Linked DNA regions of Mus musculus: region 1 is linked to region 2. Evidence: chromatin loops called from intact Hi-C (ENCODE). Cell type or tissue: heart. All regions are shown on one strand. Each heading gives the region's core, and the rest is flanking DNA. Links, peaks and the distances in the headings are about the cores only.

Region 1 (15,032 bases), core at 4,262-6,761, 140 kb before region 2:
AGGAAGTCCCGCCTCTGCCGCGCGACAGACTCCGCGGATGCCACCGAGCTCCGAGCCGGTCTCGCAGGGGCGGGTAGGTGAGGACCTCCATGCGTAAGAATCTGAGTTTGGAGACGCGCGGCGATGTCCTGGGCTAGGACGTGGAGCCTCGAGGGAAGCGGGGACAGAGGCAGGCCTGGGAGGCGGCGCAAGGGGCCTAACCCTGGGCGCAAGGAGGTCTGGAGCTAAAGCGACGCCCTCCCGCAGGCAGTTCGGAGTCAGTTTCCGCCACCCCACCAGCTCCTTAAACCCCAGTGCTTCCCACCCTCACTGAAACTTGAAAAAAAAAAAAAAAACAACCCACTTCTTGCCCCCCTCGGACTCAGGTCTAGACTTAAGCCTAGGTCTTAAACACTCCTTCCTTCATTTCCCCGTACTGACTTCTGGCACTCTGTTTCCTTCTAGATTTGGTTCCGGAGCTGCCATGATCGAAGTGGTAGCTGAGCTGAGCAGAGGTCCTGTGTTTCTGGCGGGGGAGGCTCTGGAATGTGTGGTGACTGTCACTAATCCCCTTCCCCCGACCGCCACTTCTGCATCCAGGTGGGGATGCTGGTATTGGAGGTGGTGGCCCTTCCGGGAGGAAGCCTGGTATCGCTCGTTCTAATTAGAGCTTTGGTTGTTCAGTAACTACACTAGCATCAATCACCACCTTCTTGCTCATTGTAATGAAGGGCTTTTAAACAAATATGTGGATGGCAGGACCCCTTACTCTCCTTTGCTCCTCCTCCCGGTATCACTCCTTTTTGAGTTCAATGTACTTGATGTTGTTGTGTAATGGTTTTATTTCAGGGGTTCTGGATTCCCTGGTCACTAAGATAGTCATCTAACCTTGGTGATCTTGGTCAGACAGTTTTCTAGAGAAAGTATTGGTGAAGTCAAGAACTAGGTTCCCATACCTTCGTTTCCCTTTTCCACAGTGAGGCTCTGGCCTGGGCCAGTGCCCAGATCCACTGCCAGTTCCATGCCAGCGAGAGTCGAGTAGCACTGCCACCCCCTGACTCTAGTCAGCCGGACGTCCAGCCTGACAGCCAGACTGTCTTTCTGCCACACCGAGGTTAGAGAGAGAGAGAGAGAGAGAGAGAGAGAGTGTGTGTTTGTCATGGAGGGAGGGGAAGTTATTGTCACCCCAGGGTAAAGTTAAGTTGTTCTTGTATGACATGGTCACCAACACATCAGTGGTGGAAGGGAAGGTAGCTTGATTTGGGACTATAAGACTTACCTTATTACAACAGAAAGAATTGGCGGCTTCCCCTGCCTCCACTTGCTGTGTGACCCTGGTTGGCAATGGACAATGGAGTCCATTGAAGTCTTTTTGACTTTTCATAGGTGAGAGGGGCCAGTGTATCCTTTCTACTCCACCCAAAATTCTGTTTTGTGACCTGAGGCTAGACCCTGGAGAGTCCAAATCATGTGAGTGATTGTCTCCCAACCCCAGATTGCTTTCTAAGTCTCCTGGAGGGAGGACTCTGGCTGCTTCTAGCTGCCCTGTCTACTGTTTCCCAACCAGATTCCTACAGTGAAGTGCTGCCCACGGAGGGCCCGCCTTCCTTTCGGGGTCAGTCAGTCAAATATGTCTACAAATTGACCATTGGCTGCCAGCGCGTGAACTCACCCATCACCTTACTCCGGGTTCCTCTGAGAGTTCTCGTGCTGACTGGTAAGTTAGGTTCCTGAAGGGATGCGGTGGGGGTAGAGGCTTACTAAGCATATGTGGGAGGACCTTCGGAGACTCCTGGTTTTAGGGACCATGCTGAGGACGAGGGATGGAGAGGAAGCTAGGATGTAGAGCTCAGATGTAGCTCCCCTTCAGCCTTCTCAGGTTGGAGTCTAAAACCAGTTAGTTGTCTGTTCACATCTCACTCCTCCCAGCACTGTCTCTGCTTTTTCATGCCAGGTCTTCAAGATGTCCACTTCCCCCAGGATGAGGCTGTGGCGCCATCCAGTCCATTCTTAGAGGAGGATGACAGTGGGAAGAAGGACTCATGGCTGGCTGAGCTAGCTGGGGAGCGTCTCATGGCTGCCACATCCTGCCGCAGCCTCCGTAAGAATCCTTTCAGAATTGCCCTGTACTCCTGTCTGAGAGGCTGACCACATCTCTTCAGGGGTCCACTAATATTTTGCCCCCATTACAAAGAAAAGCCTCCTTTTGGCCTCTGGGACTCAGTCCTTCGTATTCCCCAGTATAAACTGTAGACTTTTGGTATCTCATTCTCCTCAGATCTGTACAATATCAGCGATGGCCGAGGGAAAGTCGGGACGTTCGGTATCTTCAAATCTGTGTACAGACTTGGCGAAGACGTGGTGGGAACCTTAAATTTAGGGGAAGGAACCGTAGCTTGTCTGCAGGTGAGGAAAGAGCAGCTTTCATTGTGCTCCACCCGATGGGCAAGGGTGACAAGGGGGCCTTTGTCAAGAGGGGTGCTTTGTAGAAATGGAAAGTGAGGATCAGGGCTGCCTCTAACCTACAGTCCACATCTCCAAATGCCCGCGAGTGTACATTTCTCTTGTTGCTCCCAGTTTTCAGTAAGCTTGCAGACTGAAGAACGGGTACAGCCCGAATACCAGCGACGCCGCGGGACCGGAGTTGCCCCTTCAGTGTCCCATGTGACTCATGCCCGGCACCAGGAGTCCTGCCTACATACAACCAGAACCAGCTTCTCTCTCCCCATCCCTCTTTGCTCTACCCCTGGCTTCTGCACTGCCATTGGTGAGAACCGGAGCACTACTGGAGAAGGGAGTGGGGGTAGGGAATGCTGGTCTTGGGTAGGGTGGAGTGGGCCGTGACCCCTCAAGCACCCCCAGACATACCCACATCTAGCCCAGCCCTCTGCGTTTTCTCACCTCTCCACTCCACTTCTGTTTCTTAGGTGTACTGACCCCTAAATACTGTTCCTACCCCTGGGATGCACTGATCTCTAGCTTCCTCAGCACACTCACTTCAGGCTACAAAGTCTCGGCTATCCCAATCCCAGGTTACTAGGTAGTTAAATTGGTATCCTTAATAGCATCTCTGGTTAACACATTAACACCGGGTTTCTTAAAAACAGTATTTGATCAAAGCTCTCTGACCTGTGCCTTCTCTTCTTTATGGACACAATCTGTTTCTGTTTTTCTAAAAATTATTTTGTTGCTTGTTTTTAAGACAGGATCTCTCACTGTGTGTGTAGCTCTGCCTGGCCTGGAGTTCCTATGTGAACCAGGCTGGATTCAAACTCACAGAGATCTACCTGCTCTGCCTCCTTTTCCCGAGTGCCGGTCAGAGAATTTTCAATGCATATAATTACTTTATTTCATGTGAGTCAGGGCGCCTGCATCGCCATGTGTGTTTAGGTCGGAGAACAGCTTTCTGGAGTTGGTTCTTTCTACCACAGGGTTCCTGACTCAGGTCACCTGGCTTGGTGGCAAGTCCCTTTAACCCGCTGAGTCACCATGGTGACTCTGAGGTTTGTGTTTTGTAGTTTGCTAACCACTCTGTCACTGGCTTTTACTGCCTTGCAGCTGTTTGTCCTTTGTCTGGTTTTTGATAGTAGGGATATATTTGATATGTAGCCCCCCCAGCTGGCATCAAACTGACCTTGAACTTGTGGTCCTGCCTTCACCTAGTCCTGGGATAGGTGTGTGCCGCCAAACCTGGCCTTTTCTTGCTTGTAGTGCAGTGGTTCTCAACCTTCCTAATGCTATGACCCTTTATTTAATACAGTTCCTCATATTGTGCTGACCCTCAACCACAAAATTATTTTTGTTTATACTTCATAACTGTAACTTTGCTACTGTCATGAATCATAATGTAAGTATCTGTGTTTTCCGATGTCATTTGACTCCCGGGGGTCATGACCCACAGGTTGAGATGGACAGTTTTAGAGCATCTACCTCTTGTCTCTTTCTTTTAGTGTCCTTGAAGTGGCGATTACATTTTGAATTTGTAACATCCCGAGAACCAGGATTGGTACTTCTGCCGCCATTGGAGCAGCCTGAGCCTGCGACCTGGACAGGGCCTGAACAGGTGCCTGTAGACACCTTCAGCTGGGACCTCCCCATCAAAGTGCTTCCTACAAGCCCCACCCTGGTCTCATATGCTGCCCCAGGCCCTAGCACCAGCAGTATAACTATCTGAAACTGGCTCACATGCCCACCATGGCAACTAGTTTTTCCAAGAAACTGAGAGCTCAACCCCTGGACTCCAGTGGGGGCCCGCTTTCCCCACCTGGGCCCCCGTAGCACAGGCAGTGAGAAACGGGCTTTCAGCTGTAGCATTAATTTATTTCTTTGGAGGAAGTTGGCAGCTGCTAGTGGTTTCCCTGAAAGTGGCAGCAGCAGTGAGCAATCAGCAGATGGGCAAGCCTTTAGCTGGAGTGGGGGGCAGAAGCCCCAGGAGCAGGGGTGTTAGCCGAGCCCCATTCTAAGTCGGGCCCTCCCCCTTTGCAGGGCAGCCGAGGGTCAGCTTTCTGCACCAGGGAAAATTGACAGGTTCCTGCCTCCTGTAGCACTTCACACTCAGCAGGGAAGTCAATAGGATGCTGAGCCCTGGAGAACCAAAGGTTGGGAGTCAGGACAGTAAAAAGCCTCCTTTAGGGCCTGCGCTTCCCACTCAGCCATCCTCCCACGCCCTCTTGGTGTCCCATCGCCCCACCTAAGCTCTCTTACTCCCACACAAGGACTTTTTATTGTTCCCAGCAGGAATACTTCCTGCAGATCTACCTCGACTTCCCCTCTCTTGGTGCCTTCACATCTGCAGTCTCGGGAGGCCCTTCTGTTTACTCGTGCCTCACAGAAATCTAGGGACTCCCTGGCCATCCCTTAGGCACACCAGAGGCATTCCCTCTGACCACTCCTGGCTACTCACGTGTCACAGCAGCCCACACCAACAGGATGCAGACAGGTACAATGGAAACAGTCCTTGCGGAGCCAAGATTCACCCAGAGTGAAGTATTTACCCTCGTAGTGGCAGGGAGCTAGGGGAGGATGAGAATCACTGTGTTAGCAGATGAGAATTGGAAGCATTGGCAGCAGCCTCTCCTGGTCTGGGGTGGGAGAGGATCCATGCATACTACCCCTCCATATAGCCTTCCCATTCACAGGTTGAAGGAATGGCTGTTCTAACACAGGGTTGGGCATCTCTACACCTTCATCCCTGCCCTCATCTTTCCCTTAAGCATCAGTCCATCTTACCTTGAGCTTGGAAGTAACACTTGCTGCTAACTCCCGGGTGCTGTAGGAACAGAGACACCACCAAGCAGATGGTCCTCCAGCCTCCGAGGATCCCCTTGGCTTGGCCAGCCCAGAGCATCCTTAGGGCCATTCCTGCTGCTCAGCGCTCTCAGACCCTTCCTGGCTTCGGCTCAGACTCCTCTGGTCTTCTTACCCCCTTGCTCTTCTTGCCTTGCTCCTTGACTCCTGAGTTTCTCTCTCCTTGGGCTCCCGTCTCATACCATGGCTGGGAATGTTTATAAAGTGAGGACCCTGGCCCCCTGCTGAGGAGAGCTGGACAGGCTGGAACTCTGTTTCCTGAGGTGAGGGCATGAAAACAAGAGGTCCAGCTTTTAACAAGCTGTGAGAGCGGATTCCTGCCCCCACACAGCCAGGAGGAGGGAGGTGGCCGTGGAAGGGGCGCTGGACTGGGCACTTCCACAGCCAGGAGGGGGAGGGTTGAAGGCCCCAGGTGGTCCCCAGATCTCCTTGACCTGCAGAGAGGAAGCATTCCATCAACCCTCCCTCCACCACCAGCAGGGGTGTGTGTGCTGGGATCCCTGCCTGGACCGGAGGGAGGCATTTCCTGGGGATGGCTAATCCTGTGCCCCAGCCAAACCAAGGCGCTGCACAAGGGTGCAACTGCCAAAGTCTCCAGGAGAGCAGGCCGGCATCTGGAATGGAGACTGTGTTTCCTTCAGATGCCAGGGCAGGGTGTCCCTGAGACATCGGAAAGATGGCAGCCCTCAGCATTGTGAGGTGAGGGGTTCATCCAAAAGCACCCCAAAGATAAACTTCGCATCTCACCCCAAGTGGACAGCAGATGCAAGCTTGTCCTGTTCCTGGCCATGCTTCTGCCCTGTCCCCCCTTAAGGAGAAGCATCTCCAAATACCCAACAGAAGTCACCCCACTTTCACAGAGATGCCCCCTCTTTCCTCATGATGGGGCAAAGCCTTCCAAGGTCTGCATTTCTGCTGACTCTGGAGGAGTGCTGGGGTTCACATGGTGACTGCTCACTGGCTGGCTGACCTTGCACAGGTCACTTCACCTGCCACCCTGCTCCTTGTCTGTCTATTGAGAGTAGAAATGCCAGCTCATGGGCGACAGCTCATGGGCTGTTCTTAGCGCCACCTTTGGCCCATGGCCCTCAGAAAATCGCCACTGCTTGAGGCTAAAGCACAAAGACAGAAATGATGTCCTCTCTGGACAACAGCAAGTAGCCGTGCCCAGCTGAAGGCTTCTGCTGTGGACTCTCCAGACCAACTTCTGTCTTTCACATGTATGCTCCAAGGTATCCCTGCTGCCTCCTAAGACCTGTGCTGTCCTGGGAGCATCTAGGTTGAAGGGTGATGTTGATCAAGCTGCTTTTCCCACTTCCATACCTTGGGAAGCGGGATCGGGATCATGCTTTATCTTCCCACCCCCCACCCCCCACCCCCACCCCCCCCACCCCCGCTAGCGTTAGGACTCTGCTTTCTCTTACTTGGATTCTGACTTTTCCTTCATCCCCTCATGTGGACTTCAAGGCGCCTTTGTGACCCTGGTCAAACTGGACTTCTTTTGTTCTCCTGCCCTTGCGGAGGCCCCGAGGTCCAGTGCTTCCCTTCCTGCTCCTAGGACATTTGTTGTGGTTTGCGCTCAGGCTTGCAGTCCCCTTCATCCCTCGCTTTGCTCCCCGTCACATACCACGGACAGACACAGCTCACACCTGGTGTGCACGCACACACACACCTCCCGCCTGTCACCTCTTCCTTCAGCAGCTACTGTCAGTACACCTCCAACTCCTTAGCTGCCTTCAGATACCTTTTGCCTTGGCCGGGGATGTAGTTCAGTGACAGTGTTGACTTATTATTTCAGTGTCCCAGGTCTCACCCCAAACACCCCCCTCCAAAACTGAGTGGGAGAAAACAGGATTTCTTTTCAGATGGATATCTAGATAAAAGCAAAGGAGAACTTAGCAGGGGCCCCCAGGTAGGCTCTGTAGGGGCGAGGAGGGGAGAGCTTGACCTTCACTCCTTGCTGTCTTGGCTGCGGAAGGGGTCAGACAGGATCAAGCTTAGAAGTCTGCTTAGTAGTCAGCTCTTACCACTACCTTTGGGGGATCAACCTGAAGGCTGAGCATAGAGCGTTTTCTGCAGTAGCTAGAGACAATGCAAGTGAGGCTAGAGGTCCCGGAGGTAGAGGAGGTGCTGGAAATGAGACTGGGCGGACATTACTGAGCCACACCAAACTGCGAAGTGAGAACCAGTCTCCTGAAGCGCAGGTGAAGGCCTGTGGCTGTGGCGACTTCTGGAAGGAGGCAAAGGCTGAGCAGAATTCCTTTCTGAGGTTATAGGGCAGTGGGGACCTGGCTGGTGGCCTGGGCAGTGATGTGTGCAGGGGCATCAGTGGTTAGAGCCCAGCCCACTGAGTCCCAGGGGGGTAGCCTTTGGGGCAAGGGGCAGGACAGGTTCAGGGTCAGGGTTGGCACAGGCCACCTATGCAGGGACAAGGAAAACATCCGCCGGAGCTGGGCCAGGCTGTGTTCCAGCAGCGCAGGCAGGTGCGCAGGGGAGGAAGTGAGCTTATTCCGGGACTGAGTCACCCCAACCCTTGCTTTACCCAAATGGGACAGAGCGTTTGGAGATGATGGCTCAGGGAGATGGGGGACTGGAGCCTGGGGAGGGGAAGGTCCTGAACAAACCCAAAGGAGTCCTGGAAGGGGCTGCTTTCTGCCCAGCAAAGCCCCTAAATTCATAGCTTGTGGCTGAACAGACACAGCGAGGCAGGTTGGAGCTGGGAAACTCGAGGGGAAGGGCAGAGGAAAGGCCCTACTGAGTCTTCCTAGAATGGAGCATCCCAGAAAGCAAAGGCAGGAGGAGGTGAGGCCCAAGCTGCTAAGGCACCATCCATGCAAGTCATAAGGTGTGCTAGGCCAGCTAGGGCTGTCCATGGCCTATGGAAAGGAAGGGGCTCCAGGGAGCATCAAGGGTTAAAGTATTTGGATCGTGGCAGTAGCTCCTGGCTCTAAAGAGGCTTTCTGTACTGGAGTAGTTGTTTGGAATTCTCAGGTAAACTGGAACCACGTTGGCCTGTGACCATAAAGATAGTGGATGGTGTAAGAAGAAGGTTCCCTGTGTCTTCTATGGAACCCAGCCTGCCATCCAGTACCCCACTCTCAGGTCCCCAAAGGAAGGCTGATAGGGCTGTTTCCATATAACCATCCCAACACTGAGAAACAGGAGGGTTCCCCTAGTGTGGTGACCAGCTTGGGCTACAGAGTGAGACCCTATTTTAAAAACAATTTGCTCTTACTGAATCTTAAAATCTTGAATAAAGATTGAAAATCAATGTTAAGTGTCTAATTTAAAACCCAAACTTAGGTCGCTAAGATTAGTTTTATGGGGGCTGGGAAGATGACAGGGTTTAAGAGCACTTGACTCCCAGCAGTACCCCTGGAACAACACGTGGTTTTCCCTAACCATCCATCCAGTACCAGGGCATCCGACACCCTTTTCTGATGTGGGACACCCAGCACACACATGGTGTACATAGACACACGGATGTAAACACTTAGACACATGAGTACACCTTAAGACATTTTAAAAGATTGGTCATGTGACCAAACACAGTGGCTCACGCCTGCAATCTCAGCACGTGGCATGGCAGGCTGAGGTGGGAAGCTCACCTGGAACCAATCAGAGCGAGGGAGAGAGCTGGCTCTGCTGAGCTGAGCATTTCCCTAGGGTGATTTGAGCTCCTGGGCTTTGGACTGCACTGGTGTCGGTCTTGGTTCTTATCAGCAGGACATTTCTGCTTCCCTTTCCTTTAGATAATTGTCTTTATTTTTAACCTTAACTTTTGCTCCACAAGCCTTTAGCCTGTCCCGTGAGTATCCTGACCTAAGTAAGGGATGGGGTGTTGGATTCCCGTGTGCAAAGGCAAGCAGGCCAGAATCTTGGTGTATCTGCTGGCTTACCGTCTAACTCGGGCTGGGACGGAACCAGGTATTTCTGTTTGCTCAGTGGTTGATAAGAGAGGAAGATGAGCTGACTAACTCAGATAGTACTTCTACAACATGGCCGCCCGCTCTGGTTTCTAAAGTGGGATTTGTTTGTATTATCTCAGAAACTGACCCGAATTCTATCTCGAGCCTTATAATTTGTGCTCTCTCACACCAAAGGCAATTGCAAGGGTTAGGATCTTTCTGGCTTAGTTTAAAGAGCTTTAAATTCTGCCGTTGTCTTTGGTTCCAAACAAGAAAATCTGGGTCAGTTAATGAAAAAAAAGGCAAATGGCCCGCTTTGGGCCCTGCGGCTTTGTTCGCGGTGTACCAGGCCCCGGCCCTGCCTCCTTCCCCATGGCCTTGCTTTTATTTCTTCTTTGCTCTGCTGGACATCTTGAGAGGAAAACTCCACACCAACTTCCTCTGCTATAAATTTTCTCCTTCCTCATCTCTTCACTTCTTTTTGCCAACATACACCACTACTTACTAACCCCCTCCTTTTTCTTAAAGCCCACGGCCCTCTTTGGCTCTCCTCCATACTTAACACCCTCCTTGAAATGCTCTGTTTTTCTTTGATGTGTCCTTTGGTCTCTAAAAGGCTGCCCTTGGGTTATTTATTCTGCATGCTCCATTTCTGCCTTCCTTCCTCTCCGTTCGCCCTTTTTCTTTTTCATTCTCGAGCATTTCTAAACTGCTTTTTACCACAGCCTTTACCGTCTACTTGTGATTAAAATTCCTTCTCCAGATACCATAAAAGATGTTTGTGTTTCTTTTTTATTATTATTATTATTATTTTTAAAAGCTCTTAGTGGCTGGAGATACAGTTCAGTTGATAACATGCTTGCCTGACATGCACAAGGCTCCTCCAGTATCATCCGGACTTGGTGGTGCGTGCTTGTAATCCAGCCCTTGGGAGGTGGAAGCAGGATGCTCAGATAGGTTTTAAATTCATCTTCATCTCCCTAGAGCTGCTTAGATGAGTAAAACCTTGTTTCAAAAGAAAAAAAAAAGACATTTTTAGAGTCATATTTCCTCTAAACTGTCCTGTCAATGCTGTGTGTCCAGAATTCCAGAAGAGCTCATGAGTGATAGTTAAAAGATTGGCCTTTGTGGTCAGCACTGTGTAGAGAATCCATAATTTTGGTGTTGGATCCTAAATTCCATCCTATATGTGCATGAATGATGTTATATTCACATATACAACAGCCCAAACACAAATATATAAAAATATGTGTATTTAATGTATCACATTAGAGTCCAAGCAAAATATGTTTTGGGGATGGGAGATGACATTGGCTAAATTTATAGCTACAAGTTTAGCAGCGAACCTCTTGGTCTTCTCTTAAGCCCAGAGAATAGTGAAAGGAGAGTCATTCTTTCCTGTGAACTTTCCTGAGGAGGCTGAGTTTCAGGGGGAAGATGGCTGCTGAGGCAGTGGTGAAGGACGCATCCTGGAGGTGGGCGCTGACTGGTAAGGATGGATAATCGCTATCTCCAAACAGCCCGCTATTCTGACAGACTGTGAAAGGTCCTCTTGTAGCCCTGGTTGCAACTGTGATCTGTCTGTTCAGACTCACTGAAGTTGGGTGTAGTGTGGTCTAAGACAGGATGGCTACAAGTCTGAGGCTAGCCCAAACTGTAGAGTAGTTCCTGTCTCCAAATAGAAGTTCTCATGGAAGTTTCCCTCCTGTCTCTGCACCACTGGAGCCCTTCTTACCAGACTTTATGTTATTTTGCTTATAAGTTACTACATTCATGGTAGTTCCTACCCCAGTAATTAATCACCATTAATAGTTATTATTAATAACCATTAATTATAACTAATAACTAACCAGCATTAGCCATTATTAACTTCTCTACTTATCTCTGCTTTCTCTTCCTACCCTGCTGCATAATCTGATTGTAAGAATAAAGACTTAAAATTCCACTTGCCGCGTTTTATTATTGTTGTTGTTATTATTATTATTATTATTATTATTACTTTTATCATTTAACAGTCCAGTCATTGTCCCCCTCCTGATCTGCCCTCCCACAGTTCTTCATCCCATTCCTCCTTCCCCCTGTCTCCAAGAGGATGCCCCCCAACCAGGCCTCCCCACTCCATGGGGCCTCAGGTCTCTCTAGGATTAGACACATCTTCTGCCTCTGAGACCAGACCAGACCAGACCAGGCAGTCCTCTGCTTGTGTGTGTGTGTGTATGTGTGTGTGTGTGTGTGTGTGTGTGTGTGTTGGGGGGGTGTTTGTCTGTGGGATGGCAACCCCATCCCTCCACTTGATACCCCATCTTCCTATTGGAGGTGGACTCTACAGAGTTCCCTCTCCCTATTGTTGGGCATGTCATCTAAGTTCCCTCCCTCTGAGTCCTGAGAGTCTCTCACCTCCCAGGTCTTTGGTACTTTCTGTAGTGTCTCCTCACTTCCCACCCCCTGAGGTTGCATATTTCCATGTATTTTGCTGGCCCTCAGGGCTTCTCTCCTGCCTCCCCTCCCTGCCCCATACCTAATCACGCACCCACCTCCCCCTTTCCCCTCCGCCTCCCCCTCCCTCTGCCCTCTGTGATTGTTGTCTTCTCCTAAGTGGGATTGAGGCATCTTCGCTTGGGCCCTACTGCTTGTTAACCTTCTTGAGTTCTGTGGGTTGTATCCTAGGTATTCTGTACTTTTTTGGCTAACATCCACTTATTCTTGAGTACATTCCATGCATGTCTTTTTGGGTCTGAGTTACCTTACTCAGGATGATATTTTCTAGTTCCATCCATTTGCCTGCAAAACTCATGAAATCCTTGCTCTTAATAGCTGAATAGTATTCCATTGTGTAACTATTTTCTATACCCATTCTTCTATTGTCGGACAACTGGGTTGTTTCCAACTTCTGTCTATCACAGATAAGGCTGCTATGAACATAGTGCAGCCCGTGCCCCTGTGGTATGGTGGGGTGTCTTTTGGGTATATTCCCAAGAATGGTATAGCTAGGTCTTCAGGTAGATCTATTTTCAATTTTCTGAGGAACCCCCAGATTGATTTTCAGAGTGATTGCACCAGTTTGCAATCCCACCAGCAATGGAGGAGTTCCTCTTCTTCCACATCCTTACCAACATGTGCTGTTACCTGATCTTAGCCATTGTGATTGGTGTGAGGTAGAATCTCAGGGTAGTTTTGATTTGCATTTCCCTGATGACTTTGAACATTTCTTTAGGTGCTTCTTGGCCATTTGAGATTCCTCTGTTCTGAATTCTCTGTTTAGCTCTGATAGAGCTTTTTTTTTTTTTTTTTTTTTTTTTTTAAATGAGTTGATTGGTTTTATGGGGGTTAGCTTCTTGAGTTCTTTATATATTTTGGATATTAGCCCTCTATTAGATGTGGGGTTAGTGAAGTTCCCCCCCCCCATCTGTAGGTTGCCGATCTCATTTGTAAATGGCTTATATTTTTATTCTTTGAGAGTTTCACACATGCATACCATGTATTTTGATCATATTTTCCCTAACACCTCCCAGACATAAAACTAGATTCCTAAGAAGGCTTCCAGGCTTGTGTTTGATTTATGATTCTCTTCATTGCCGGCGACAGTTCGCTGGGCTATCTTCTGCATGGGGCGGGCAGCTTCCTGCCCAGGCTGCCTGCTGCACCACACAGAACTTCTGTTGCTATGTTGGAGCTTCTGTTGCTATGCTGGTCTGGTTTTGCTCATCTTTGCATTTTTCTCTTAGTTCTTTTGGAAACAATTTGAGAGAATTGTTTTTACAACATGACCGCTTCTGTGGTTGTTTTTGTTTTAGTGGTATGTTTTGTTTTGTTTTGTTTTGTTTTGTTTTGTTTTGTTTTGTTTTGTGTTGAGACAGTCTCACAGTGTAGGCTGAGAACTCTTTATATAGCCTGGAATGTTCTATACAGACCAGACTGGCCTTGAACTCACAGACCTCCTCCACATTATCTCTGTCTGCCCAATTTGGGGGCTATAGTTACAGGTGCACACTCTGCCAGGCAACTCTCTTGCTTTTGAGACAGGGTCTCTCACTGAAGCATTTCTGTTGGCCTGGCTGGCTGGACTCCCCTCTTCTCCTCGTCCTGGTGCTTGGGTTACAGGTGTGCGCCATCACATCTGGCTTTCACAAGGGAACTGGGGAGCTGAATGGGGGTCTCCACACTCGGGTAGCAAACACTTTACCCACTTAGCTGTTTTCCCAATCCAGAGGCTACCTTTTAAAGCTAGATTTAAATTTTTTTATTGCATGTGTATGGGTGTTTTTTGCCTGACTGTGTAACTGTACACCGTACTCGAACCTTGTGTCCACAGAAGCCAGAGAGGGCATGGGATGCCCTGGGACTGGGTTAGAGATGGCAGTGAGCTGCCAGGTAGGTGATGGGAATCAAATTTGAATCCTCTGGCAGAGCAGCCAGTGTCCTTAGCAGCTAAGCCATCTCTCCAGCTTCCCAGAAACTACTGTTTGTGAATTTCATTAAAGGGCTAGGGTAGCAGATGGGAGGGACAGACAGTGAGGGACGGGAGTCAGACAATGACTTCGAGACAACAAGAATCAAGGGAGGAGAAACACTAGGTGACACATAGGGACACTACTGCTGTGTCCTCAGTGGGTAGAGCACACATACTTAGGAGACCAGCCATGAGATGATAGAGTTCTAACAGAATGAAGAATGAAAACTTAGGGCCAGAGAGACAGCTCAGCAGTCAGGAGCACTGGGTGCTCTTGCAAGGGACCCAGACTTGGTTCCCAGCACCATGTGGCCACTCACAATCATCTGTAACTCCAGTGGCATGGACTCAGATTCCCTCTTGGCCTCCGTGGGCACTGTACATAGATGAGGCATATACATACATGCAAGCAAACACTCAAGCAAGTGAAATAAAAAGAAATCCTTTTTTAAAAAATGCAAATTCAAAAATAGACCAAAAACTATCTGTAGAAGTAGCTTCAGGGTATGTCTAAGCTTTAGGATCTGGAATGAAAAGAAATTGTTAGAGATTTCCTCAAAAGAATGCTTACATAATCTCCAGGCCAGGAATGGTAGTTGTCTGTAATCCCAGCACTTGGAAGGCTGAGGCAAGAGGGTTGCTTCAGTTTAACCCAGCCTGGGCTATATAATAAGTGTCCCTGTCATAGTTATATAGTCAGGCACTGACTAAGACAAAACAAACCTAGTGTCCTTGGCATCCTTGGTAGGTGACTATCTTATGAGCTTATTGGTTCCTAACCTTATAGATCTCCTGAATCAGAAATGCTAGAGGTGAAATCCACAGGTCTGAATTTTATATGACACCCTCTTCCACCCTCAACCAAGTAATTCTGTCCTAGGCTTGACCCTCCTGTGGCATAACTGTTACATTGCCCACATTTTTTTTTTTTTTAATGCACATCTTCCTGGTACTCCAACTTTGCTTCCGCTCTTGGCCTCTGATGCCAATGCAAATAGGGAGGCCTCAGGTTACCAAGACAACCAAAGCACAGGAAACCATAAAGATTCCCACTCCCACAGGCATCGTGGCCAATGGCTGTGCTGCTTGCTTTTTTCTTAGAGACTAAGCCATGCCTCTTATACCCTGTCTCCTTAAGACCCTATGCTAGAAGGTACCCCAGCCCACACCACACCCTGCCTTCCTGGGACTTACCGGGTCTGGTAAGGGACAGTAAATGAAACTTTTGTTCTAACACTGATGTCTTGATAGTATCAGATTTTGGAGTGATAAGGATTGCATTTCCCTAGAGTTTGGTTAGATCACAAGTTGGAAGTCAGGATGCTTCTATCTGTTTACATTACTGATTCCTATTTCATTGGACCTTGGGTCTTGAATATCCTTTCATC
Region 2 (15,032 bases), core at 5,000-7,499:
ACACACATACACACACACACACACGCCTTGGCCAGCTCCAACTCTCAGCCTAATGCCTGAACTCAGCGTGTGTGTGTGTCACAGGATGATTCCAGACTTGGTCTGAGGCTGGACTGAGGGAAGATTCCGAAGCCTATTTAGAGAGTTTACGTCGCTGGGGCTGGGAGAACGCTTTATTGCTTACAGATGACTTCTCTTGTATTTTGCTTGTGATCACTTTGGTCCTGACATGTGGTGTGTTGTAATACCTGATATTTCTGTCTTCTGACTCTAGGAAAGGGCTCCCAGGGCAGCAAGGACAATGCCCTCTTGCTGGCACCACACATAGGGCCTAGATCAAGAGATGTTGGTAGAATAAATGAGTATAGTCCTAAGTTACAAGATCATCTTTTTAAAAAAAACCTTCAGAAAATTAGAGCCACTTGGAAAGAGAGGGAACAACGAAGCTTAGAGTGTATAAACTTGGGCTGTCTCCAATCCCCATTATGTATCAGGGAAACTGAGGGTCAGGAAAGCTTGCTATTTGCCCATGTTCATGGTCTATAAGCCCATGGGAGGTAGACAACGAAAACTAGGATTAAACCATTCCTACCTAGTCCTGCTGGCAGCTAGTCTATTAAATATGTATATTTACATACAAATATTTCATAAATATTTACATATATATTTACATAAATACTTTCATATACGATATATATGTAGCTCAGGCTGGCTTCAAACTTGAAATCTTCCTACCTCAGCCTCTTGTGTTCTGGGTACACAGCCCCAGGCACACAGTACTATTCTAGACTCTGGTCTACGGAGTGAGTTCCAGGACAGCCAGGGATACACAGAGAAACTCTGTCTCGAAAAACCAAAAGAAGAAGAAAAAGAAGAAGAAGAAGAAGGAGGAGGAGGAGGAGGAGGAGGAGGAGGAGGAGGAGGAGGAAGAGGAGGAGGAAGAGGAGGAGGAGGAGAAGGAGAAGGAGAAGGAGAAGGAGAAGGAGAAGGAGAAGGAGAAGGAGAAGGAGAAGGAGAAGGAGAAGGAGAAGGAGAAGAAGAAGGTGGTAGTTTGGGCTGTGGAGGCCGAGAGGAGAACAGAGCTCACTTTGTGAGGGTAAGGACTTCAGTTTGAGTCCCAGAATCCATGCTAAAAAGGAGGAAAAAAAAGGTGTGGTGCATGAATTTGTAATCCCAGTCACATGACTGGGACATGGAGACAGGTGGGTCCCTAGGGCTGGCCAGCCAGCCTACTCAGCAAGCTCCAGGGCAAGCAGAGACCCGATCTCAAAAAATAAAAATAAAAGGTGAGTGACACCAGAGGAATGTCCTCTGTCCTCCATGTGTACACACATACACACACACTCACATGCATGCACACACACGCTCACACCCACACGCTCACACACTCATACACACACACTCACATGCACACTCACACTCACATACACTTGCATACTCATACTCACACTCACACACATATACATTCACACATATTCACACACTCACACACACTCATACATGCACACACTCATATACACACTCACATGCACACACGCTCACACAAAGTCACACACACACTTACACACTACCCCCCCCCCCCCCGCAGGCACACACACACACACACAACCCTATGCACATACAAATTCCTGCTAACATTGTTTATGTAGCTTTCTAAGTGTGTATCTATGCCTGTTTATATTTGTAACAAGAACATTCCCAGCTAATGAGCAGCGTTTATGTAAAAATGAGGTCACAGTTTCAAAAGGACCCAGGTTTTGTGTATTTGTAGACCAAATCCCCTTTCCTAGTTCCATCTGCGCTCTGGCTGGTCTCTCCCGCCATCTGCCTGCAGCCCCCCCCCCCCCCCCCCCCCCCCCCCCCCGTTTATCTTTAGAGCTCGGAGCAGCTGCGGCACACATTTGCACTTCGCTCTCCCTTGGAGCCAGAAATAGATCATGGCTTCCGTCTACCTTGGGATGGCTTTCTACTTCGAGGGGGAATGTCCTGAGGCCTCAGTTTGGTTCTTTATTCTGTAGGCTGAAATGGAAAGAAACGGGAATTTAGAAGCTCCGGAGGAGAGAGGCTTGAGTTAGACCAAGTAGGGTTTTGAAGGTGAAGGAGAAGTCTTTCTATTCTGCACAATCCTGGTGGACGCCCTGGGCTATTTGGGAAACAATGATGTATTTGGAGAGATAAAGCAGAAAAGCATTCCCAGCTTCCAAACTGTTACCTCTGTTGCCTGGAACAATTCCAACAATACTTGGGGCAAGCCGTTCCTAGTTTCACGTGACCAGCCCTTTACGGAAGTGAAGCCTGGTTTAAGGCCCCGAGCTTTTCCCATTGGTCACATCAGCTGTTTGGGGTTTAATTTCATGTCTCTTGACAAAGTATTGGATCCTACACACAATGTTTGGTAGTTTTTTGTTTTGTTTTGTTTTTGTTTTTGTTTTTTGAGACGGGGTTTCTCTGTATAGCCCTGGCTGTCCTGGAACTCACTTTGTAGACCAGGCTGGCCTTGAACTCAGAAATCCGCCTGCCTCTGCCTCCCAAGTGCTGGGATTAAAGGTGTGCGCCACCACTGCCTGGCTATTTCGTAATTTTAAAGTTCATAGTTACTTATTTATTTTCTTGACACCAGGTTTTGCCCAGCCTGGGCTGGTCTCAAATCCACTCTACATTTGAGGCTGACCTTGAATTCCTGGCTGATCGAACTCTTCATCCCGACGGCTGGATCTGTAGCTGTCTGCCTCCACACCTGCATCATTTCACATCTCTCCTTAAGTTTATTTTTTTTAAAAAGTTACAGTTTTCGTCACCAATGTCAGTGTTGTCTTCATGTTAGCACGCATATACATTAATGATTACTGCTGTGCAAGAAAGTGACTGGTTTACCTAGTTAATTGTAAGTGATCTAGTTCTGAGCTTGGGCTATAGTAACCTGATTGGTAAGGTGCCTACATGATGCAGGAGGCCCTGGGCTTGATCTCTAGCAGGGCATAGCAGTGTATGATGACACGTGCCTGAAATCCTGGTACTCAGGAGGTAGAGGAAAGGGGATTCAGGCCATCCTCAGTTACATAGTTCAAGGCCAGTGTGTGATAAAGAAAGAAATGAACAAAACCTTAGTTCTTATTATGGTTAAAGGCTTTTCAGAAACATCTATGTTTCTTAGATATGCAATTGCCTATCTTCCTGCCTTTTCTAATATCCTCTGACTTAGCAGTTCTAAGATGAGGAAAAACGATGGCTGTAAACAATGTTATTGCTTTTAACGGAATGCTTATTTTAAAAATAATGATGTTACATATTTGAATTAAGATATCTTTCCTTTTTAATCACATTAAGAGTGTAGTCTCCTGGGGGCTGGAGAGGTTGCTCAGTGGTTAAGAGCACTGGGTCCTCTGACCCGGGTTCAATTCCCAATGCCTACATGGTAGTTCACAACTGTCTGTAACTACATGAAATAAAAATAAGTAGATCATTAAAAAATCATGTAATCTTCCTTTCCTTGTTCATTTGTGATACTTATCAGGAATGCAGAGCTAATTTTATCAGATGCTTTTTTTGGGGGGGCCATCTGTCAGGATGTGTGGTCTCACTTTTCTATCCTACTTACAGAATTAATTACATCAGTAGATTTTTCAAAAAAAAAATATCAAACCGCCCTCGCCTTCCTAGAATACTCGTTGCTTGTTCATGGATCTTTGTCTCTCAATATTCCAGGGATAGGAAGGAGCACATTTGATAGTCAGGACTCTATGGTTGGTCTGTGCTGCTCTGTGTGGGCATTGTTAGCCCCCATGTGAGGGTTTGGTTGATTCATAAAGTAAACAATGAATATTAAAAACTAAGCTGGGGGTGGCGGCGGCTGGGGGAGGGGGCATGGCAGCTGGTGGCGCCTGTGTGTGTGTGTGTGTGTGTGTGTGTGTGTGTGTGTGTCTCACACTTGTAATCCCAACACCTGGAAGGCTGAAGAAGAAGAATCGCCACAAATTCAAGGCCAGCCAAGGCTATAGAACGAGATGGCTGTCAAAACCCAAGAGACCAAGAGACCCGTGAACAAGGAATCCTTCTTCCTCTATATTTAGACTGCTTAAGGCTTCCTACTGTTTGTGGGCATTCTTCACCCCTCTCCTGTTAAGAGCAGTCTTTACTTAGAGTAGTGGTGTGAAGATTGAAAAAAAAAAACCAACAACAACAAAAAAAAAACTGTAGCTGGAGGAAGCAGATATTCTCCAAACCATCCTGAGCCTTTTATGCTCAGCCTTCTCTGCCATCAACCTCCCCGACTACAGCAGAACATTTGTTAACTCGATGGGCCTATGCTGATGCACTGATACCGGTCAAAGTCATGGCTGTGTTAGGGCTCACTCTTGGTGGCACGTGCTACACATTTGAACAAATATATTATGCCACGTGTACACCTTCATAGCGTCTTAAATGCAGATGCCCCACCTTAAGGGTTTCTATGACTGTCTTAGTCAGGGTTTCTATTCCTGCACAAACATCATGACCAAGAAACAAGTTGGGGAGGAAAGGGTTTATTCGGCTTACACTTCCATACTGCTGTTCATCATCAAAGGAAATCAGGACTGGAACTCAAGCAGGTCAGGAAGCAGGAGCTGATGCAGAGGCCATGGAGGGATGTTCTTTACTGGCTTGCCTCTCCTGGCTTGCTCAGCCTGCTCTCTTATAAAACCAAGACTACCAGCCCAGAGATGGTCCCACCCACAAGGGGCCTTTCCCCCTTGATCACTAAATGAGAAAATGCCTTACAGCTGGATCTCATGGAGGCATTTCCTCAACTGAAGCTCCTTTCTCTGTGGTAACTCCAGCTGTGTCAAGTTGACACAAAACTAGCCAGTACAATGACCCACTTTTCTTCCTTCCGTCCCCTAGGACCCGGGCAACACTCATCTTTTGTTCTGTCTTCTCTGGGGTTTCACATTTTCCACAGTATCATAGACTCGGGTCCACATGATGTGGAGTCTTCATATATTGGCTTCTTTTAAATAGCACAAGATGTCTCCTTTGTATCTATCAGCTCATGAGTTGACAGCTCATTTCTTTTTAACCCTGAACAGCAATGCACTCTCTCCTGGCTACGCTTCCCTTGTGTGCTCACTGATGGGAGGCTGACAGCGTGTAAGATGCAGGGCTTGGGGCGGGCACATTTCAGCTCATTTAGGTAAATTGTCGGATTGTTTGCCAGACTGTGTTTAGTTTTTAAATGAAATGGTCATTTTTTTCCCCTATGGTGGTTTGACCTTGTCACTTTTTTAAAATTTTTTTTCCATTTTTTATTAGGTATTTAGCTCATTTACATTTCCAATGCTATACCAAAAGTCCCCCATACTCACCCACCCCCACTCCCCTACCCACCCACTCCCCCTTTTTGGCCCTGGCGTTCCCCTGTACTGGGGCATATAAAGTTTGCAAGTCCAATGGATCTCTCTTTCAAGTGATGGCCTATTAGGCCATCTTTTGATACATATGCAGCTAGAGACAAGAGCTCCGGGGTACTGGTTAGTTCATAATGTTGTTCCATCTATAGGGTTGCAGTTCCCTTTAGTTCCTTGGGTGCTTTCTCTAGTTCCTCCATTGGGGGCCCTGTGGTCCATTCAATAGCTGACTGTGAGCATCCACTTCTGTGTTTGCTAGGCCCCGGCATAGTCTCATAAGAGACAGCTATATCAGGGTCCTTTCAGCAAAATCTTGCTAGTGTATGCAATGGTGTCAGCATTTGGAAGCTGATCATGGGATGGATCTCTGGATATGGCAATCACTAGATGGTCTATCCTTTCGTCACATTTCCAAATTTTGTCTCTGTAACTCCTTCCATGGGTGTTTTGTTTCCTATTCTAAGAAGGGGCAAAGTGTCCACACTTTAGTCTTTGTTGACCTTGTCACTTTAAAACCCATTATTATTGTTGTGGTGCTATTAAGACCTCATTGGTCCTGCCTTTGTGTCCTGGAATGGTATTTTCCCATTTTTAATTCTTTGGCCATATTATTGATAATTTGGAATGATGTGTTAGTTAAGTGTGTGGCTGTTAAATATGGGCTACAAACCAAAGTCAGGATAATAGACATTTTTGATGGGTCAGGATACAAAAGTGATTTTTGACTGCCACCACTAGGTGGTGCCACCAATTAGTGAAAACAATGTGGTTGTTTTTGCTGGTCAACCAAGAAACCACTCACATAGCCTTGTGTGGACAATGTATGAACATGTGGATGTGTTTGTGTGTGTGTGTGTACATGCATGTGCATTCATGCACATACTCGTGGACACAAACATGAGGCTCATGAGTCCCCACAGGGGACATTACTTTAAATGTGTCTGTGTGCATACAAAGACACTCGCTGAGGTGAGGCATCCAGAAAAGCACAGGATTGAAGTGAGATAGGAAGACTTTTCAAGGGCTTGCCCATCAGCTGGTGGTCTGACAGGCCTGACTAAGAAGGCTGCAGAATAAAGACTCAACGGAAGGGGGCTATTCAATGACAGGGCCACAGGATAGCTTTCCTGAGGGTGGCCCTACTTCATCAGAGCCAGTCCCTCTCAGGTCATCAATCTAACAGAACCTGTGTCCAGTCAGGCCATTCAAAATGATCAGGGAAGCAGTCACAGGATTAAAAGTAGGAGGACAGTTTCCCGCAGGGGACTTAAGTAGTTACTTCTGAAGGTCTGGAGATGGCAGCCTGTCACCTCTAAGTTTCCGAAGCTGCTAATACGATGGCCACTTCAAGGTCCTATATTTTATCCAAATGGGGAGAAAATAGGCATCTCATAAAATAAGCGTGTATTGAGTGTAGATGGGTGTCTCTTCATCTCTGGCCCTCAAGCTCGCCCCCCCCCACCCCCTTTGTGCATCATCTTCTACTGTCTCTGGAAGGCCCCACAGCAGGTAGCATCCTTAGCCCTGGACAGCTCTTCTCACCCCAACCAAAAGTCTGGAGATTGCTTGTGGTATACACTAACCCACAAAGGTGAGAGACTCAGACAAGTTGCTTCCCTTCTTTGGCCTCAGTTTCCCTAATGCGGGGTGAGTCCAGGGACCCTTAGGAATGACTGAAAGTCTTCAGATCTGCACATTGCAGGGTAGTCTCCAGGTTGTGTGGGGTGGGCATCTCCTTGGAAAACTCCTGTAAAGTTATCCATTTAATGCTCCCTTCTTCATGCCCCTTTCCTCTCCCTCCTCCCTTCTCCCTCCTCCCCTCTCCACCAGCTCCCATAGGACTTTTTCTTCAATGTGCCTCTAGGGAAGGCAGCTGGCTCCAAAGCCCCAGGAGTCTGCAGGAGGAGTTCTCTATACAAGCCTCATTAAAAGTTCAAGTGACTTCTCCAGAGGGCCAGGAAGCCTCTGGAGACTAGCCTCCCTCGAAACCAGCTTGGCCAAAGGTGATGTACAACCCTTTGAGCTGCTGTGGCAGCTTTTCAGTAAAGATGTCAGAGAAAGCAGCTGTGACTGGGATTAGAGCAGGGGAGTGTCCCTGGAGTTTGCTTCTGCTGTGGGATCTCCAGAGAGGACACGGTGGGCTCGAGGAAGGGCCTTGACCAACTTTACAGAGTGGAGCTACTGCAGAGCTGGAGCCAGTCTGAGGTTTGGGGGCTGAGCACTCTCCAGAAGGAGCTTTGAGGAATGGGTTGAAGGACCCCTGAGGACCCTGGCCACAGAGCTTGGGCTTTGGGGAGCCCAGTCCGCTTGCGTACAACAGAGATGCTGGGGACACCCTGAATCCCAGCCTCATCCTTGGTGACTAGGGGGCCAGAGGATTTAGAACCAGTAACGAGAGAATGGAAGACTGTGCACATTCTGGTCACCAAACAAGTTCCCAGGCAGGTAGGAATGACCCGAGCTTTGTGACAGGGCAGATGATAGGGCAACGGGACTGCCATCCACTGACATTGTTGACCGGGGAGATAAGGGGCTGACCTGTGTGACCTCAAGTGGCTTCCTTTCTGCTTCCTGTTAACCCAAAGTTGACAAGCCTTCTGGCTTCCTATACCCAACAGGAGAAGCATCCCTGGATGATGAACGGCTTGTGGCCCTCATCAGGCTCCACCCATCCCTGACTGACATTCACAGGACTTGGGCTAACTCACTGATCCTCAGCAGCAGAGGATGTTGCAGGCTACAGATAGTCGCGGAGCTAGGGAATCGTGTGCATCCTAAGCCTACACTTTTAATCTCCATACAGTGGTTCCTAGGAGAAAAGCTGAAGCCCAGAGGAGGGCCCTCCTTCTGCCAGGAGGCAGGAATAGATGGAATATTGACCTCATATCCCTGATTCAGGCCCTCCCCTTAAGCAAGCCAGTCCCACAGCTCCTTGGTCTCCACCCACTCTTCCTTCACGGCCTCCCCCTTCCTACTCCAAACAGCCTCTGGCTGTTGAGAAGCCTGTCCAAACAGACCTCTCCCACATTCCCTGGCTGTTCTCCAGTCTGCAGGAGCCGAGACACCCTTGAGTTCAGTGACTGTGAGGGCTGAGCAGAGGCTGCTGAAGGGAGCCACTGAGTGAAGTGCAGAGATCCTCTGGCTTCCAGATGTTAGGCCTTCTGGGGAACACGACCCTTGTGTGCTGGATCACGGGCACAGCACTGGCGTTTTTGATGTTGCTGTGGCTGATGGCCCTCTGCCTTTTCCACAGATCACAGGAGCATGACGTGGAGAGAAACCGAGTCCGACAAGCCCGGCCTCGACTCTTCCATGGCCGGCGCCTGCGTCTCCCAAGACTTGTTCACCATCACCACCATCACCATGTGACCGGGGTGACCAGTGTGGGCGTTCACCACCACCATCACCATTCTCCCCATCGTCTCCACCACCACAAGCACCACCACCGCCACCACCATGCTCATGGAGCCCGCCGCTGAGGCCAATAGATAGCATCTACCTGGCTCTGCCCTCCATCCAGCAGCAACATGAGTGGATCCTGATGCTGCCACGGAAAAGGATGTGCCTCTGGGATGAAGGGGGGTACTGGGACCCTGGTCCTGCTTGGGTTTCATTTGCATATGAGCCCTTCTCCCTATGTGCAACAGAGACCCACCTGGGTGGCCCTCTACACAATGTGGGGCTTGAGCTTCGAGCAGGGCTGGCTGAGTTTCCTACCTTGTGACTGCAACTCCTGGTGACCCTGGAAGTAACAAGGGTATCTGGCAGAACCAGAGCCCAGGTGGAGATGGAGAGTTCTTCTGATTGGGGAGGCCCTGTGATGAGCTTCCAGGGGCAGACTGTGGTACGGGCATTCACTGCTGCTTGGCTGTAAGAAATAAAAGCCACCAGGAAGCTTTTTGTGTGAACTGGTTCTTGACTGTGGCACAGTGGGAGGGAGGGAGTCATGAGGGCCCTGGGAACTCTTCTGGAAGGAGCTGAGCCTGGGGTCTGGAACAGAGAGAAGTAGGTGGTCCCCGCCTAAGCTCTGAGGAAGAATTCAGTGTGGACGGCCCAGAGCTTTGGAGAAGGGACAGTTGAGACCCCTAGCCTGGGTTCTAGCTCTCGGAGCACCCTGCCTGAGTGCTCCTCCTAGCCTGGTCCAGAGCAGGAACCAACCCTGGGTTCAGTGTCTGTTTGGGGACTGAATAGGGATTCTTATGCAGACTCTGAGTCTCCAGCCAGCCTGTCTGCAGATGCACAGTAGCAGCTGATAAGACCAGAGGGAGGGAACAGTTAACTGCTTGGCATGCCGGGTGGCCTCAAGAGAATGTGCCTGGCCTGAGCCTCAGTTTTTCCTTCCTTAAAATGGAATGGATAGTAGAGACTCCTACCACAGTCAACAGGCATGCAAAGGACCCACACACACTATGAATAAAAGGTTGGGTCCATGAAGGGGAAGGAAATATCGTCCCAGCCTGAGCCTGAGAACAGGGAGAAGCAGGGCAGAGAGCAGCAGAGGGAAACGCCAGAAAGTCAGTGACTCACTGGAATAGAATGTCCTCTTTCCTTCTGTTTCCCAGGGGACTGTGCGAGGACTAGGCGAGGGGTGACCAGTGAGGAAGGGAAGAGGCAAATTCACACTGACAGCTGCACTGGGTTTCTGCACTGGGAAAGTGGACCAAAGGTCTGATGGACAGATCTCTCTCTCTCTCTGGAGTCCTTCACACCCATCCCTCTTTCCTCACTGCCGGGCTTAGCCCAGTCCAGCCCTCCACCCTTGTCCCTCTCTAGCTACAGCCACCTGCATTGCTGCAGACCTGCCCACTGCAGCTTCACGGGAATTTTACAGATACACCAAAGATGGGAAAGAGGGAAGAGGTTAGGCAGAAAAGGAAACGGGGCCGGACAAGCTTCCTGCATTCCTGTTGAAAATGCTGGCCTGTTCTCCCCAGCACGCTAGAAGAACAGGCAAAGGAGAAGCAAGATAAAAGGTTGCAACAGTCTCTAGGGCCCAGCTCCCAACCCCACCAGGCGATGTTGGGGATTCAACGAGCTACCCTACAGTACCCTTGTGGAGGATGAGCCCTGATTGTCAGAGCATCTTAGAAGAGGGGCTGTGGTAGAACAGGGCAGTATATTGTTTACTCTCCTGTCCTGTGAGTGGGCTGTTTGCCCATACTGCTACTGAAGTTCTCTTGGACCTTGGAGAAACTGGGAAAGTTTCTGGCTGCATGACCTTGGGCACAGCTCTCTCTCTCATTCTCTCTCTCTCATTCTCTCTCTCTCTCTCTCTCTCTCTCTCTCTCTCTCTTCTGGGGGCCAGGGGGTCCTGGTCAGACAAACGGCAGAATCAGGGAAATCACTCGATTGTATGGTCCCAGGAAGAGCGAGTTGGGGTGGAGACAGGGAACGGCTGTTTTGCCATTGGGTGCCATCCCTGTGACTCACTAGAAGCAGATCTGGTCAGGCATATCTGCTCTGAGACCATCATGTATGTCCCTGTAAAATTGAGGACCTATTACTGCACAGGGCTGTGGGACCAATGTTTATGAGAGAGACAGTGCCTGGCTATGTTCAGTACCCAGAAGTACTATTTCTTCAGGCTGATAATACACTCCTCGCTCAATGTGGGATAGTCTCAAGAGGAACTGGGTGTGAGTGGGCTCGGGCCGGGCTCCCTTCCCTGATACTCTCAAGGGTCAGTTAATGAGTCCGCAAGTGTGTGGGGCGGGTTAAGTGCTGTAGCCGGGAAGGTGGTGGCTGTGGGTCATAGGCCCCCAATCACAATTGGAGGAAGAGATTCAGGAAGTACTCACAGCTGCTCTAGCATCCCCGAGCCAAATTCCAGGCAGCACCAACAAAAACACTGCAGGCTTGGGAGGGAGAAGCATGGCCACCTGGGGTGGTCACCAGACAGGGGGTCACCAGCTCCAGATACAGTCAGGATACATGGCACTATTGGAGTCCAAGGTAAGCCTTCACAGCACCCCATGTGAGTAGTGGGCCCCGGTCGGCAGCAAATGGGGGTGGGGCATATGATGCAAAAGAACCCTGTGATGCAATGAAGGGGTTGGAGGAGGTCCTTCCGAATATACACCACACTTCCCAACCCTGCACAGAAAATGAGGTCAAGTACAGCCGACTCTTACTCTCCTATCTCCCTTCCTGCAAGCCCCTGTGTGCGCTGCCCCGCCCCCCACTCCACCTCCACTTGCTGGTATCTTTCTCCACCCCTGCCTCCCAGCCTAGGTGCACAGCCTGGGAAGGCAGCAGAGAGGCCAATTGCTGACCCTGGGTCCTTCCCAGGGAGGATTCAGACTCTTCCTGGGTCCTGCTAGGCGAGAGGAATTTTGTATAGTCACTAGATTTTTTTTTTTTTAATCAGTAACTCTTGAAGTCCTGAGGCGTTGCTCGTGGGCCTGGCTTCCGTCTTAGCAACATCTCTGCTCCTCCTTCCCTTGCCCCTTCCATGTCGAGGGACTCATTTGCTTACAGCTTTCCTGATAGTGCTTCTTAGCAGCTGCCAGTAGAGCCGACCACAGCTCTTGGAGGTCTGACCTGAGGTTAAAACTAGACCGAAGATCATCTGACTCCAGCAGAAGGATTTGGTGGCCTACGGTGGCACAGTTCAAGGCCTCAGAGCCGAGTCTTAGAAGGAGGCATAGGAGAAGCCGCTTGCTTGTCCTGGCCAACAGCCCCAGCTTCTGTTGGGACACTAAGACTCAGAGACCACCCACCGTGTTCGGTGTGACAAGTGCCACTCAGAAATCATGGAGACCGCGGTGATTGGGATGGTGGCAGTGCTTTTTGTCATCACCATGGCCATTACCTGCATCCTCTGCTACTTCAGCTATGACTCACACACCCAAGACCCAGAGCGCAGCTCCAGACGTAGCTTCACCGTGGCCACGTTTCACCAGGAGGCGTCGCTCTTCACGGGGCCGGCTCTCCAATCCCGGCCACTGCCGCGGCCCCAGAACTTCTGGACTGTTGTGTGAGGTTGGCAATTCCCTCGACATTTATTCTGCTAGTGGGTCAGACCCATCTGCCCCTTCAATAAGCAGTGTCTGGTGTCTCACTCCTCCCAGCTCTCCATCCGTATCCTTCTACGTTTCACAAACTTCTTGCCTCCCTCCATTCTGGCTCGCTCTTCCCTCTCTCCCTGGGGAGCTGAGGTGTCAGGACCAGGTGTGAGTTACCTCTGAGCTGAACGATCAGCTAGGCTCTACTCACAATGGGGCTGAGGAGTCTGAGGAGATGTGGAAGGATGCTGTGTGGTATCCTAATGGTGGGGTAGCTCCAGACAGCTATGGAACCTCACCGGAAGTTAGCACCCTGTCAGCGGGGTGCTGTGACAGAAGTCTATTTGCCACCCAGGGAACCAGAGCCCTCGAGCGGACGATTTGAAGAACTAAGTGTTTGTTAGTATTTTTGGATGCTGCACCGTGCCCAACCCTCAGGCTTGCTCCTGTTGCCTGAAATCAGCCCTGAAATTCTGAAAACAAAGAGCTGTTTTCTGGGAACAAGTGACTTATTTTATAATTGAGGACGTATATCCTTTTATGGATCTTTCCAAATCTGCTCTGGAAAACCACAAAAGGAAGCAGGAGAGAAAAAGAGAGCCACAGAGAGCACAAGGTGTTTCATTAACAGGAAGGCCACCAAGAAGACTTTAAAACACGTTTTGAACAAGACTTGCTTTATTGCTATAGTCCGACAGACTGTGTCTATTCTTAGCAAATGTGAGTGATTTGCGTCACTTAGGAATGATAGAAAAATCGTGAACTGAAAGATAATTCCAAAAAAGTCAAAATGTTGTTACATTTCAGCGCATGTGGAGCTGTTGATTTTAACACAAATAAAGGGACATTTGTTTTTATTAATAGAAAATCTGCTCACGGAATAGATGCTATCTTGTATTTAGAGACTATGATCTGAAGGATGAAAAATTATCTTCGTGGCTTGTATGTCTGAATCTGACCTTGAATGGGTAACTCTCTCAGGACCTGCCTGTTGAGGGGGATGAGACTGAACCAGGGTCCTCTGGGATGTCAGAGTGTCCCCAGACATGTGGCTGCCACAGGAAGGATCCAGAGAGACAGGCTTGGGTCTGGAGAGATTTGGGGGTGGGGTTGGCAGGGAAGAAGTGCAGGAAGGAAGTCAGAGTGCTAGATGGGGGTGGAGTGAATCTGGGGAGGTCGAGGCTCAGGAGCTTCTGGAAACATGTCCTTATCAGTCTGGACACTGAGTCCCTGACTAAGGCTTTTACAGACAGGCCACAGGGAGGGCAGGGAGTCCTGGGGACTCAGTGAAGGACTCACAGCAGGTTCCAGGGAGAGCCAGTGTGGGTCTGAGGCCAGTAGGGATGGGCACCTGAGTGGGGAGAAAGAAGCATTGTCTAGGGGTAGCAGCCAGACCGAGGTAGAGCCCTCACTGCAGCTCCCCCTGAGGGCTGGATCGCCAGGCTTTGTCTCCCCCTCAGGCAGAGCTCTGCTCTGGGGCAGGCTCTGAAGATCTTTCTTGAAAGGAATCTTGCCATCTCCACAGACACTGAACGGAACCTTCTTCCCAGCATCAGCTAGACTGCTTGAAGGTGGGTGAGTCCCCAGAGCACAAGGGTGTGTGTGTGTGTGTGTGTGTGTGTGTGTGTGTGTGTGTGTATGCACGGAATCCTTCCCAAGTTGCTTTTGGTCATGTGTTTTTGTCACACCAATAGATACCCTAAGTATGCCATGATCTATCCATTTACTCACTCACCCACATAACCATGCCTTCCCTTACCCTGTATTCATTCATTCCATTATTCGGTCACTTGTCCTCCATTTGGTGAGCATAGACAGAGCTCTGCTGTGTACCTGCTCCTGCTCAGAGAAGGTGAGAGTCAGTCAGACCTGGTCCCAGCGCTCAGGGAACACCTGACAGAACAGAAGCGACATGCTTTGGGTGTTGGAGTGGGGTGGGGATAGGGAGAGAGCTGGGAGCCCAGGGAGATTTGAGAGGAGGAGGAGGAGGAGGAGGCCCCTGAACTGGAATGGAAGCAGAGAAGAGTCTTCGATGAGACGATCCAAGAAGGTGTTGGTATAGAGAGCCTGTGGAGCAGGGAGAACAGCAGCTTGGCCTGGCCTGGAGGAGATGAGGCTGGACACTGGTCATCTCCCAAGGGAATCATGTTCCCAGGCAGTGGATGCTAAATATAGTACCGAGGCGGCCTTGGTCCAGGGACAAAAGAGCACATGGCTACCTGCTGCTGATGCAGTGGGAAGGTGGGTCTGACTGAGGGCAGGGTATGGGCCCCAGGCCCTCAGGACTGTGGAGGTGGGTCTGAGGGCAGGGAGATGCAGCCTAGAAGAGTAGGACTTCTAAAACGGAAGGTGGTCCTCCCTGGGGCAATCTAGCAAAGGGCTGAGAGGTATAGTTAGAACAGGAGCAGATCTGGGAGAACACAGACTAGAGACTCTGGGGAGTAGAGTCTCTAAAAACATAAGAACGCCAGATAAGCTGGGATTTCAAGTAAGTGATGAGTAATTTCTAGTTTGAATGTATTTCATAAAATAGTTGGAACACACACTAAAACGTTCATTATCTATGTAAGATCAAGTGTTATAGGGCATCTTGTATTTTACCTGGTAGCTCTATGGGGACAGGGGAGTCTGAGAGGCTGGGTAA

Evidence for each region. A loop is a pair of places that touch in the nucleus more often than their neighbours do. Peaks named below come from ENCODE experiments on the same cell type or tissue, not always from the same donor. Only the 100,000 strongest peaks of a DNase experiment are listed, where the experiment ranks them.
Region 1: a loop joins it to region 2, with 2.7 times the contacts of the local background. A loop is called at or near these places in 2 of 42 quality-filtered maps.

What each region holds. Positions count from the first base shown.
Region 1 is chr4:43,578,931-43,593,962 of GRCm38, forward strand. It overlaps Rgp1 (RAB6A GEF compex partner 1), which reads left to right. Exons shown (of 9, transcript NM_172866.3): 1 at 1-73; 2 at 445-579; 3 at 957-1,093; 4 at 1,366-1,449; 5 at 1,547-1,696; 6 at 1,934-2,080; 7 at 2,258-2,385; 8 at 2,557-2,746; 9 at 3,930-8,557. The coding sequence starts at 464. The coding sequence ends at 4,153. Msmp (microseminoprotein, prostate associated) reads right to left here and starts at 5,564. Exons shown (of 3, transcript NM_001099314.1): 1 at 5,209-5,564; 2 at 4,883-4,991; 3 at 4,286-4,563. The coding sequence starts at 5,338. The coding sequence ends at 4,383. In heart, for the core only: a CTCF peak has its summit at 5,781; DNase peaks (open chromatin) are centred at 4,691 and 5,871.
Region 2 is chr4:43,718,829-43,733,860 of GRCm38, forward strand. Hrct1 (histidine rich carboxyl terminus 1) reads left to right here and starts at 8,370. Exons shown (of 1, transcript NM_027511.1): 1 at 8,370-9,282. The coding sequence starts at 8,534. The coding sequence ends at 8,863. It overlaps Spaar (small regulatory polypeptide of amino acid response), which reads left to right and starts at 11,206. Exons shown (of 2, transcript NM_001348108.1): 1 at 11,206-11,336; 2 at 11,752-15,032. The coding sequence starts at 12,137. The coding sequence ends at 12,364. In heart, for the core only: a CTCF peak has its summit at 6,120 (motif pointing right); DNase peaks (open chromatin) are centred at 6,171 and 7,345; H3K27ac peaks cover 87 bases.